Linked DNA regions of Homo sapiens: region 2 is linked to region 1. Evidence: chromatin contacts called from ENCODE Hi-C or POLR2A ChIA-PET data. All regions are on one chromosome and are shown on one strand. Each heading gives the region's core, a stretch centred on a gene start or an enhancer-like site at or near the end of the contact. The rest is flanking DNA. Distances are from core to core; before and after follow the strand shown.

Region 1 (5,595 bases), core at 2,921-5,420:
ATTGTGGCACTGAAATGACACATATGTATGGTGAACCTGGGTAGAATATTAGAAAGCTGCTGTATAGGAAGCAGCATTGTCTAAAAAATATATCGAACAGAAGAAATCTAACATGGAAAAAATAGTTAATATGAATAAATACTGAGGAGGGAAAAAAGGAGTCCTGGAAAAGTGATCGCAGAACTGCAAAAATGACTATTTAGGACTGAAAGAGTTCATGTGGTAACTTTTCTGCAGCTGTGACCATTTGTCCGTATTAACAACAGACCTGTTTTGTTTTGTTTGGGGTTTTGACAAATTACAGCATCCTGTATTGTTCTCTCATCTTGTGGAAAGAAAGGGAAATGTAACTCTATAGAGTTTTATCTTGTATTTTTTATTTTCCCAAAATTCTCCTGAACTCACCGATAGGTGTAGACTAGATGCAAAAGCCTTTGAACTTCAATTGTAAAGTCAGAGGGAAAGGTTTGGTCTTGACGATTCTAAGTCAGTCACTAATGGAAATGAAAGCTGTGCACTCTGGAAACCCTGGCTCCGGTGCTGGGGGATCATGTGCAAACCATGGAATAAGTGGTCAGGCCAGAGCTCTGGAACAGCCTTCCTGTCCCTTGGCTAAGTCTCCCTTCCCCACAATTTCCACAGCTGCTTATCCCAACCCCACTTCTCTGCCTGTTTTTCTCCAACACAAATCAACACTTTAATCAGAAGTATTGAAGTTCCTAATTGGTGGAGAAGGCAAAGATACTGTACCAAGAAGTGAAACGGATAGGTTCCTCCCTGCTAGAACCAATGTAAAGTTACAAAACAACCAATTAAGAAAGGATTATATTTTTCAAAGACCAACTGATGAGATCATTGTTTCTTTTAAGCTTGAGGAGGATGATTTGGTATGATTTAGGCAAAAAGGAGAATATTCTCAGTGCTTGACCCTTGGCCTTCCAACACACACACAAACACCGTTTTTTGGTTTTTTGGTTTTAAAGAAAAAGAGTTTATGATTGGGGGAATCATTGATTTGAAGAGAACTGGACTAACAGAGTCCTTGTCTATCAGTTTCTACTCATTTGTTGTTTGTTTGTTTGTTTGTTGAGACAGAGTTTTGCTTTTGTTGCCCTGGCTGGAGTGCAATGGCGCGATCTCGGCTCACTGCAACCTCTGTCCCCTGGGTCCAAGCGATTCTCTTGTCTTAGCCTCCTGAGTAGCTAGAACTACAGTGCATGCCACCATGCCAGGCTAATTTTTGTATTTTTAGTAGAAACAGGGTTTCACCATGTTGGCCAGGCTGGTCACAAATTCCTGACTTTAGGTGATCCACCTGCCTCAGTCTCCCAAAGTGCTGGGATTTCAGGCATGAGCCACCACACCCAGCCACCTTCTACTCATTGCTATTACATGGGATCTACAGGGAGAAAGAGTTTCTGTCCCTTATTTCTACTGATGGACAACCCCTTTAGTCTTTTTTTAACAATCTCTGTAGTGGATTGTATGGTGACTCCCAACAAGGTATGTCCATGTCCTGACCACCAGAGCCTGGGAACATGGCCTTATTAGGAGAAGAGGTCTTTGCAAATGAAATCAAGTTAAGAACTTAGATGAGGTAATCTTGGACTATCCAGGTGGGCCCTAAGTGCAATGACAAGTGTCCTTATGAGAGACAGAAGAGAAGCCCATGGAAATATGGAAGCAGAGATTAGAGGGAGGAAGTCACAGGCCAAGAACAACTGGAACCACCAGCGTCTGGAAGAAGAAAAGAAAAAAATATCTCCTACAGCCTCCAGAGAGAGTAACGTGCCCTGTCAGCAACTTGATTTCAGACTTCTGGTCTCCAGGACTATGAAAGAATCAATTTCTGTTGTTTTAAAGTACTAAATTTGTGGTAATTTGTTACAGCAGCCTCAGGAAACTAATACAGTAAACTAAGGTGTTTGTTTTTGTTTTTGTTTTCAGTTTCTAATTCCACAATTTCTATTATTCATTCATTTGTTCAGTAAACAAACAGGCAATGAATGTGTCAGGCATTGGACAATGCACGAGAGATACAGAGTTGAAAAATAAATCTATTCTCAAGAGCTTTATAAACTGATAGGGAGAATCAGACATGTAAGTACAATGAAGTATTACAATGTCATTATTATGTATAGGCATGAGAAGGAAGTGACCACTGCTTCCTGGGATGGTCACAAAAGGGTTCAAAGAAGAGAGACACAGAAAAGCTGAAGAAGTGTTTGCTGGCCAAGAGGGTTAAGAATGGGAGGGAGGGAATTCTTGGAAGAGAAAGTATCATAAACAGAGGTATGGAGGTATGCAATCACATAACCTCTACAAATATTGGATGCTTTTAAGTATATCTGGTAAGATTCTACAGTAGGCCTGGTGAAAGGCAGTGCTAAAGGGTAGATAAGGAAGGGCCAGATTATTGACAGCCACATTAGTCAAGCTGAAGAGTTTGGAATGAGTCCTATGGCAAATGGGAAACCCTTAAAACTTAAGGTTTTTAAGCAGGGTGGCAACATGTCACACTTGTGTTTCAGAAAGTTTGCTGTGGTAGAGGTGGGCTGGGTGCCTTGGGGACTCAAGATCAAGGCAGGGAGATTCATTAGAAGAGTACTGATGTGGTCAAAGGAGCAGAACTAAGGCTAAACTAAGGCACAATCATGAGGCGGAGCAGAGGAATGGCAAGAAAGAGAAATTGACAAAGGAATCTGAGAAAGAATAGAGTTTGAGTTAGAAAGTGAGAAGCAAACAGAGCAAATTCTATTGCAGTAACCAAGAGAGAAGAGGGGATCAAGAAGGAAGTAACAACAGTCAGAAGCCAAGTGATGTGAAGAGGACTCCACTGGATTTGCCAATGAAGAGGCCACTGGTGACTTTGGCAGAAAAGTTTGAGGGGAGATGTTATCTATTAGCCATGTAAATTGCTGGCAAGTCAATTAGCATCAGCAAAACAAAGATTGGTCCATAGATCAGTAGTCATCAAAATATATTCCCCACACTATCCCAGCATCATCTTGGAACTTAGAAATGCAAATTCTCAGGCCCCACTCCCCCTAAATCAGATACACTGGGTTAGGGGTCCACAATCTAGGTTCTAACAACGATTTTGATGCAGAAGTCTGAGAACCGTCTATATACACTAGACAGGACTTTACTGCTGAAAAGGTAATTCATGGACTGGCAGCATCAATATCACCTGGGAGCTTGTTGGACCCCACACCTGACCCATTGAATCAGAATCTGCATTGTAATAAGATCTCACGTGATTCAGTTACACAGTGAAGTTAGAGAAGCACTGTTGAAGGGTTTCAATCTCAATAGCTTTCTTGCCCAGTGTCTGAGATTACCTTTTACATAAATCTGCTAAGTTGCTAATTCAAGGAAGGGGGGAGAATTCAATATAACATAACATATTTCCTCCTCTCAAGTGGGATAATAAGGAATAACAAATGGGCTATTTATAGCTTACATGAGACCAGAAACATTGCATGTGCAGTCAAAGTAATGTAGGTGCTTTGTAGTTTTTGGCATTTCAATTCTAGGTTACAGAAATACATGTTTTTCCTCAAAAAGATAGAAAACCTACTGGGGTTCATTATATTATTCTGGTGGAAAATAATATCAGGCCATTAGGACTTTATTCAAAAAAGTATCTTGGTATTCTTGACAGAGACAGTATATGGAAACAGATAGATCTTTACATAACCTTAGTGGGGAATTGCTTGTTAGGAAACCAAAAACATTAAGATCTGTGCAATTTACTGTTTGTAAAATAGAGCTCCATAAAAAAACTGAGAACAATTATATTTACTTTGTGTAAATATAGTTTAGCCCAAAGATTCTCAAAATGTCCTCAGACCAGCAGCATTGGCACCACTGATTGGCTTGTTAGAAATGCAAATGATTGGGCTCTGCTGTGACCAACTAGATCAGTATCCCTGGGGCCGGGATACAGGAAATTGTCTAGCAATCCAGGTGATTCTCGTGCATGGTAAAATTTGGTTTAGGCCTCAGAGACGCTTCATATAAAACACCTCTGCCTGCATTGTCTCTTCTTTGCCTTAACTGCCTCTGAAACTCTCTTCTCGGCTGAAATATTTTCATTTATCTTTAAAATCCTTTTGTGGGTCCTTTCCTCCTTCCCCTTTTTTCTTCCTCTATCTACCTATGTCTTTCCGTTCTACTTTTTCACTTCCTGTTTTGTTCCTAGCTCACTTTAGCTTTGAACTGCCCCATTCTCAAAGATGCATACAAATCTAGCACTTCTACGCAAAAATGTGCCAGCCTAAGCAAGTCTATTAGATACCCATGCTCAGCATTATGAAAGAAACGAAACAGTACATCAGCCACTTAGTTCTTGAAACAATGCAACTTAAAGAAATGACAGTATAGAACGAGTCACTGTACAGTTCTTTGGTATTAATGTGACTTTAGCAAGAACACTCATGACTGTCATGTGCTAACTGTCCACAAAATGTCTGCTGGCATAGAAAAGTACATGATTTTCAATCTACAGGCAGTTCACCAGAACATTTGGGCCCTGTATTAGGATTAAATGTTCATGACTTCACCATAAGAGGTGGCTAATAGGTACAGTAGGAACAAATATTAATAATAATATTAATAAAAGTGTTACTTTGTTTAACTGAAATAATTTGTCTTTATTATACAGTCTACCACTAATAATGATCATTGCTTATAATTATTTATTACTAAATTTAGTCCAAAGCCTTTTCTATGAGCCTTACAGTTAACAGGTTGGTGCAAAAGTAACTGCAGTTTTGCCATTAAAAGTAATAACAAAAACCGCAATTACTTTTGCACCAACTTAATATTACTATACGTATGTATTTATTTATTTTAAGACAGAGTCTTGCTCTGCTGCCCAGGCTGGAGTGCAGTGGCGTGATCTCGGCTCACTGCAATCTCTGCCTCCTGGGCTCAAGCAATCCTTCCACCTCAGCCCCTCAAGTAGCTTGGACTACAGGCACCCGCCACCACGCCCAGCTCATTTTTGTATTTTTAGTAGAGATGGGTTTCCGCCATGTTGCCCAGACTGGTCTTGAACTCCTGACCACAAGCAACCCACCATCTCGGCCTCTCAGAGTGCTGGGATTACAGGCATGAGCCACGGCACCTGACCTACTATGTATTCAAACCTCCCCATAACCCTATGAGTTCAATACTATTATTATCATCTCCATTTTACAGATGAGGAAATAGAGGAATGGTAAGGTTAAGTAACTTGTCTAGAGTCATTTTGCTGGGAAGTAGTAGACATGGGATTTGCATATAGGCAATCGAGCTTTGGGGTCCTAGATTGTAACTACTGCATTACACTGCTTCTCAAGTGAGAATGGGTTGAATTATACAAGACATATTTGAATTTCACGTTTCTTCACCTTTTGCATTAAGAGACCAGGTTCATTACATATTTTCACATTCTCACACTTTTGTGGAAACAGCATGGTACTGTGGGGCAAATGCCTGCCTGGGAGCCAGAGGTCCTCAAATTTTATCCTAGTATTATAAGCAACTAACTAGATGCATATGGGGACGCTCATGGGTTTACCCTTAATAGGTCACAATTTCTTCTCTTAC
Region 2 (5,659 bases), core at 1,665-4,164, 250 kb before region 1:
TTAAAGAAAGCATGATTCAGTCCTCCTCACCCAAGGGAAGGCCCACAAAAGATCTCTTCAGTGAAGAAAGGGAATGGGAAGCACAGTGCGCATGTGAGTGCAATCAGATACACCCCAAGTTAGAGCAAAGGGTCAAATTAAGGGGCGTTAAACATCCTGGAAAGAGCTAAGGAGAGGGAAAAGAAGAGAAGTGATTGTACACTTAGAGGCAAGCATAATCCAGGTTCTTATGTTTTGTCAGTGGAGAAGGGTTTGAGTCTAGCCAGACTGGCAATAGCAAATGCTTGGCCCTCAGTGTTTCCCACCCCAACATCTGCCACTGCAGGAGAGACAGCAACCAGTAAGAGGCTGCAGGGACTATGGTCTACAGCACTGGATGGGGGGAATGGCAAGGGTCCTGGGTGGCAGCACAGGTGGCAGCCAAGTGGCAACTTGTATGCCAGATGGGAGAGTGTCACATGCTGCCCCTGGCACACATGCAGCTCATTTTAGGGGACTAACAAAGCCCTGCATTTCTCAAATGGACATATGGTGTCAAAGAGGAAGGTATAAAATTCTATTATGTGGAAACCAATGAATAAAATCAAAATATTTCTCTCTTACTTAGAAGAGAATATAAATAAATGGAATTATCAATTATGATTTTCTAATAAAGAAGATAAAAACTTCCATTGAAATCTGAAGAAAGAAGAAACTACCTAAATAAACCCCAGCAGTGAAGCCCATTTTTCAAGACAGATACACCCAGCTTCTCTTTACAATCTACCTCCTGTTCTCAGCACTAATTTTCTCCCATCTTTATTCTGTCTGCTCATCTCAGTTCTAAGCTTCCTCTACAAGTCACTGACTAGTGTGGAACAGCTTTTCTAATCTACCCACATTCTTGTAGGCATGGTAATGGATCCCTTCAAATAGGAAATTGCTACTTTAAAGAGACAGGACACTTTGAAACCAAGACAGTTGAAAAGATGTCATTGTAAATTAACACAACAGACAAACAGAATCTGGAAAGAGTTATTTGCAAATGTATTTGGGCATGAAGAAGGAAGTGGGTCACAAAATTATGACCCCTGCATATTTAGTCTAATACACATCCTCATTCCAGACAACTAACTGTGAGCTATTGAAAATGAAAGTTTAAAGAGAATATAATAAAAAGACATTCTCATAACTTCTCCTCTGAAGATCCATAAATAGATTGGAAATAATGTCCAGGAGGCCTTTGCAACTGCTTGTGGGGGTAGCAGTAATTAACAGAATCCAAACACAATGTAATCTTCTACTTAAACACTGTCACCATTTCTTAATTTTTCCTTAAAATTATGATTGTTTCTTGCTAGCTTCCCTGGCTCAAAAGATATATTTAAATTGCCCTACTTTTGCTCCCTGCATATCAAAGAGAGAGAGAAAAAATGCAGCCTAGTTAGCCAGAAAGGAAAACAACATTTCTATAAGCATATAATCTTACTTTAAAACTGGCAAAGCAAGTAGAAGGGACTAAAAATGTTATAGCCTTGGTTCCATATTCATTACCTCCAAGTGAAAGCATACAATATGCGGCAGTTGCTGTATTAGGCTCTTTATTTCTTACTAAATGCAAATAAGTTCAAGCATAAATTCTAAAAAGGATAACCTTACTTAGATATTAGGAACAATTCTCTTCCTTTAGGGGACTCTGGAATGCTGAAAGAGGAAACCAGGAAGGTTATACAATTTTCTTTTTCATGAGATTATAAGGAAGATAGTAAGAATTTTTAAGGATAATCCCTCAATAACATATTTCCTAGAGGAAGAAAGATACAAATGCTCGTATAGCCCAAAAACTTGCTAATGGCAGAACGATGGACTTTTTTCATGAAGGGAGGGACCACTCTTTGTCACACAAGATCTATGCCTAGTGATGGTTCATAAATGTGCTAGAATAAATTCCTAATTCTATGTGTACATTTGAGTAGCAAGATGATTCTGAAAATTGTACTAATAGTTACTATTCCACTAATAAAATTAGATCCAGAAAGCAATTGGGTTTCCAGGCCACGGGTAAGCATATGTATAAAGTACTAATTCTTTAGGGCCTCTTTAAAGCACACTTTTTTGTTTTACTATGATACAAAAAAAAAGTGTAATTTTGGAATGTATGTGCATGTGAATGTGTCCAAAACCAGCGCTGAAATTAATAAGGGATCCTTATTTAGACACTATTACAACAAGAACCCCCTATTAGTCTGCTAGAGCTGCCACAACAAGGTATCACAAATTGGGTGACTTAAACAACAGAAATTTATTGTCTCACAGTTCTAGACCTAGAAGTCCAAGATCAAAGTATCAGCAGAGTTCACTCTTTCTGAGGCCAAGGGAAAGAAGCTATTTCATGCCACTTCCCTGGCTTCTGGTGGTTTGCTGACAATCTTTGGCATTCATTTGCTTGAAGAAGCATCATCTTATCTATGCTTTCATCTTTACATGGCAGACTCTCTAGATGCATGCCTGTATCTAAGTTTTATCTTTTTGTAAGGACACCAATCCTATTGGATTAGGACCCACCTGAAGACCTCATTTTAGTTTGATTACCTCTGCGAAGACTGTATCTCCAAACAAAGTCATATTCTAAAGTCCTGGGGCTTAGGATGCCAATATATCCTTCTTTATTAGGGGGTAACACATTTCAACCCATAGCATACTCCCCCGAAAGAATAATTACATAGGGTAAAAGCAAGCAAACATACTTAACCAGACTAGATGTCTATATTACTTTATTCCTTATACAAAGACTAGGTCTCTGTAAAATCAGACATTTTAATTCTGTCCTCTGAGCTGGCTCATTGTCTAGTGTTTTGGAAGCAACCAACTGTTGGTTAACTTTTTAAAATTCAATTTTCATAAGGTTGGACAGATATCATATAGACACAGCAAAAACAAATGCCATACCACTGGAATGACTCAGAGCTATAATCACAAGTCACAAAGGCACAACATTTTATTCTTATGATGAGTATCAAGTGGGTGTTATAAAAAAAAACCCCTTAAAAATGTGTGGTTTCTTTGTCTGATGTGTGTAGACTGCCTCAGGTGCTTTCAGAAACAATAGAAATTTTTTCCAAGTTTTATATTGGTCAACTTATTTTGATAATAATGAGAATATAAAATATTATAACTGAAAAGCACCTTCAAAATTGTCTAGTCCAACTCTTTAACATTATAGACTTGAAAACTGTGTTCCTGAGAGATTCCTTAAGTGACTTGCCCAAGGTAATTTAGCAAATTGCAGTAGAGCCAGAAAAATAATCTGAGACCTGGCGTCCCCTCTAAATTAATGATGTTCTGCTACAGGATAGCCATCATATCACCCTTGTCTGGAAATCACCTATGTTACCCAAAATTAGGCCCCCAATGGCCACACAGAGACTAGAAGTAAGTTTAGAATCTGTTGCAGAGGTCATGCACTATTGTTTTCTCAGGGCAGTACTGCCACCACCCTCAAGGGCTCAAACAAAAATTGTGATGTCTTAGAGATTTACTTAAAATGTAGTATATAATTTTACTAGTGTAGTTGTCTGCTTTCTCCTTTAAATCTTTAGTTCTTCCTAGATTATGGTTATAACAACCACATTTTCAAATCTAAATATCAGGACGCATGTTCTGATAGGAAATGTGTTTATCCCAATGTGTTTGCACATAATATCACTCATGGCTGGGCGCGGTGGCTCATGCCTGTAATCCCAGCACTTTGGGAGGCTGAGGTGGGCAGATTACGAGATTAGGAGTTCAAGACCAGCCTGGCCAACACAGTGAAACCCTGTCTCTACTAAAAATACAAAAATTAGCCGAGAGTGGTGGCGTCCACCCGTAATCCCAGCTACTCGGAAGGCTGAGGCAGGAGAATCGCTTGAACTCAGGAGGCAGAGATCGCAGTGAGCTGAGATTGCGCCATTGTACTCCAGCCTGGGTCGCAGAGTGAGACTCTGTCTCAAAAAAAAAAAAAAAATCACTTATTTAGTATTTTTTCAAATGACCCTTTTCTGAATGCATTAAGTCTGCTTGGATACACATATCCATGCCTATATCTATGAGTATTTCATTCACATGTGTGGTGGTGTGTTGGCAATGGAAACATATGATGGAATATTTAAAATAAGGATTGCCCTAGATTGGGGGATGGGGTGGGGGAAAGAGCAATTAGGACACCATGGTTGTGGCAAACACAAGATTAGGAGAGTTTGAATGGGTGGGGAAGTGAGAATGATTGTAGTAAAGTTTCCTGAGAAGGGAGAGCTGTCAAACTTTCAGGGTGAATAATATAGAGCCATTTTTGCATAAGGATAAATAGTAATCTCATCAGGGTCCAGAGTAGGGTGCAGCAAGGGAGGCACACAGGAGGAAGCAGCTAATAAAATACTCTACAGGTGATTCTCATGCTGGGCTGCCTTCATAAACGGCTCGTCCCAGGTGCCTCCCTCTACCACCCTAGACCCGGCCTGCCTCTCTTAACCTTCAGTAGTTCTTAAGGGAATCACTATGTTACAGTATTGCATAATAACTAATGTGCATAATTATTATTCTGAACCATGGAAGCACTAAATCACTTCAATAATTCAACCTAATAAGTCAGGGAAATGCACTTAAAAGTTTTAAGTAATTTAAATGTTAAGTTTGGACAAACAGAGCATTAAGCTTACATTCTCCGAAATAATCCAGTTCAACCAGAATGCTTCATACCTGATGATGCTTCATGACGTTCTGAAAATGACTGCACACTACTCTTTGCACATTACATGTGAACATACCTTTCCCCCTGTTCGAAAACTGCCTCTGATAGCCAGAGTCAGGCTCCTACAGCCACCACTGCATTCCTCGTGCCTGCCACCTTCATCCTTCTCTGATGGGTCAGAGCAGTCACCCAACACCAACCCAACCTAGGCCTACCAAAATCAACCTTCAGAGAATTTGAAATTTAGATACAGAGGTCACCAGAATGTCAGCACATTTATCATCAAGTTGTGGAGACTAAAGACCACCCATTCCTGCAGTTTGTGAGACTGGCACTTCCTTTCTAGTGTTGGCTGTTCACCTCTTAGTCCATAGGAGAGAGAAGCAACTTTCCCATAAATCTCTCTTTTGGTTTAACTTTACCAATATTCTGTTCCTTGTAACTCCCAATGCTGAAACAAACACAGACTCCTACCCCATGGCAGGAATTGTGCTACCTGCTGGGGTAATGAAGATAGATATATTAATAATAGTTTCCGCCTTCAAAAATCTCACAGAGCATCAATAGTAAATGTGGTCTTACTCTCACTTATTTGATTAATCCATAATTAATATATTTGAGCACATGTCTTTTCTCCTATGAGGAACACTGTTCATGCAGTTTGACACTGGAAATTCTGGCAAGACAGAGCGTTTATCAAGCTTTGTGGTTATGTGTATTAAATACAGACCTTTTAACTGCTACTGGTAACTTGTTTTTAACTATAGGATATAATCTCCTGATGTTATATTTAAAATATCATTTGATCCAGTAAAATTTAAATACCAATTAGAGACATTTTAGAAAAAAAAAAATTCTTTTGTTTGTTTTTGAGACAGGGTCTCACTCAGTCCCCCAGGCTGGAGTGCAGTGGTGTGATCATGGCTCACTGCAGCCTCAACCTCCTGGGCT

What was found. A loop is a pair of places that touch in the nucleus more often than their neighbours do. ChIA-PET counts read pairs that join two places held with the same protein, here RNA polymerase II (POLR2A). Pooled maps may share reads with other maps.
Region 2: a pooled map shows a loop between it and region 1 (2.0-fold over the local background). The contact joins two enhancer-like sites. A Hi-C loop is called at or near these places in 2 of 37 single-sample maps with no recorded cell type and 1 of 50 pooled maps. POLR2A ChIA-PET finds 5 or more read pairs at or near these places in 1 of 52 experiments (OCI-LY7).

Annotation. Positions count from the first base shown.
Region 1 is chr6:113,805,746-113,811,340 of GRCh38, forward strand. No RefSeq gene overlaps it. Among named protein-coding and RNA genes, the nearest start is that of MARCKS, 49 kb to the right of the region's middle. Within about 2 kb of position 4,171, at least 3 of the 41 ENCODE cell types and tissues checked have a DNase peak (open chromatin) inside an H3K27ac peak, as active enhancers do.
Region 2 is chr6:113,558,182-113,563,840 of GRCh38, forward strand. All of the region lies in intron 1 of LOC124901379 (a long non-coding RNA gene), which reads right to left. Among named protein-coding and RNA genes, the nearest start is that of LINC02541, 89 kb to the right of the region's middle. Within about 2 kb of position 2,915, at least 4 of the 41 ENCODE cell types and tissues checked have a DNase peak (open chromatin) inside an H3K27ac peak, as active enhancers do.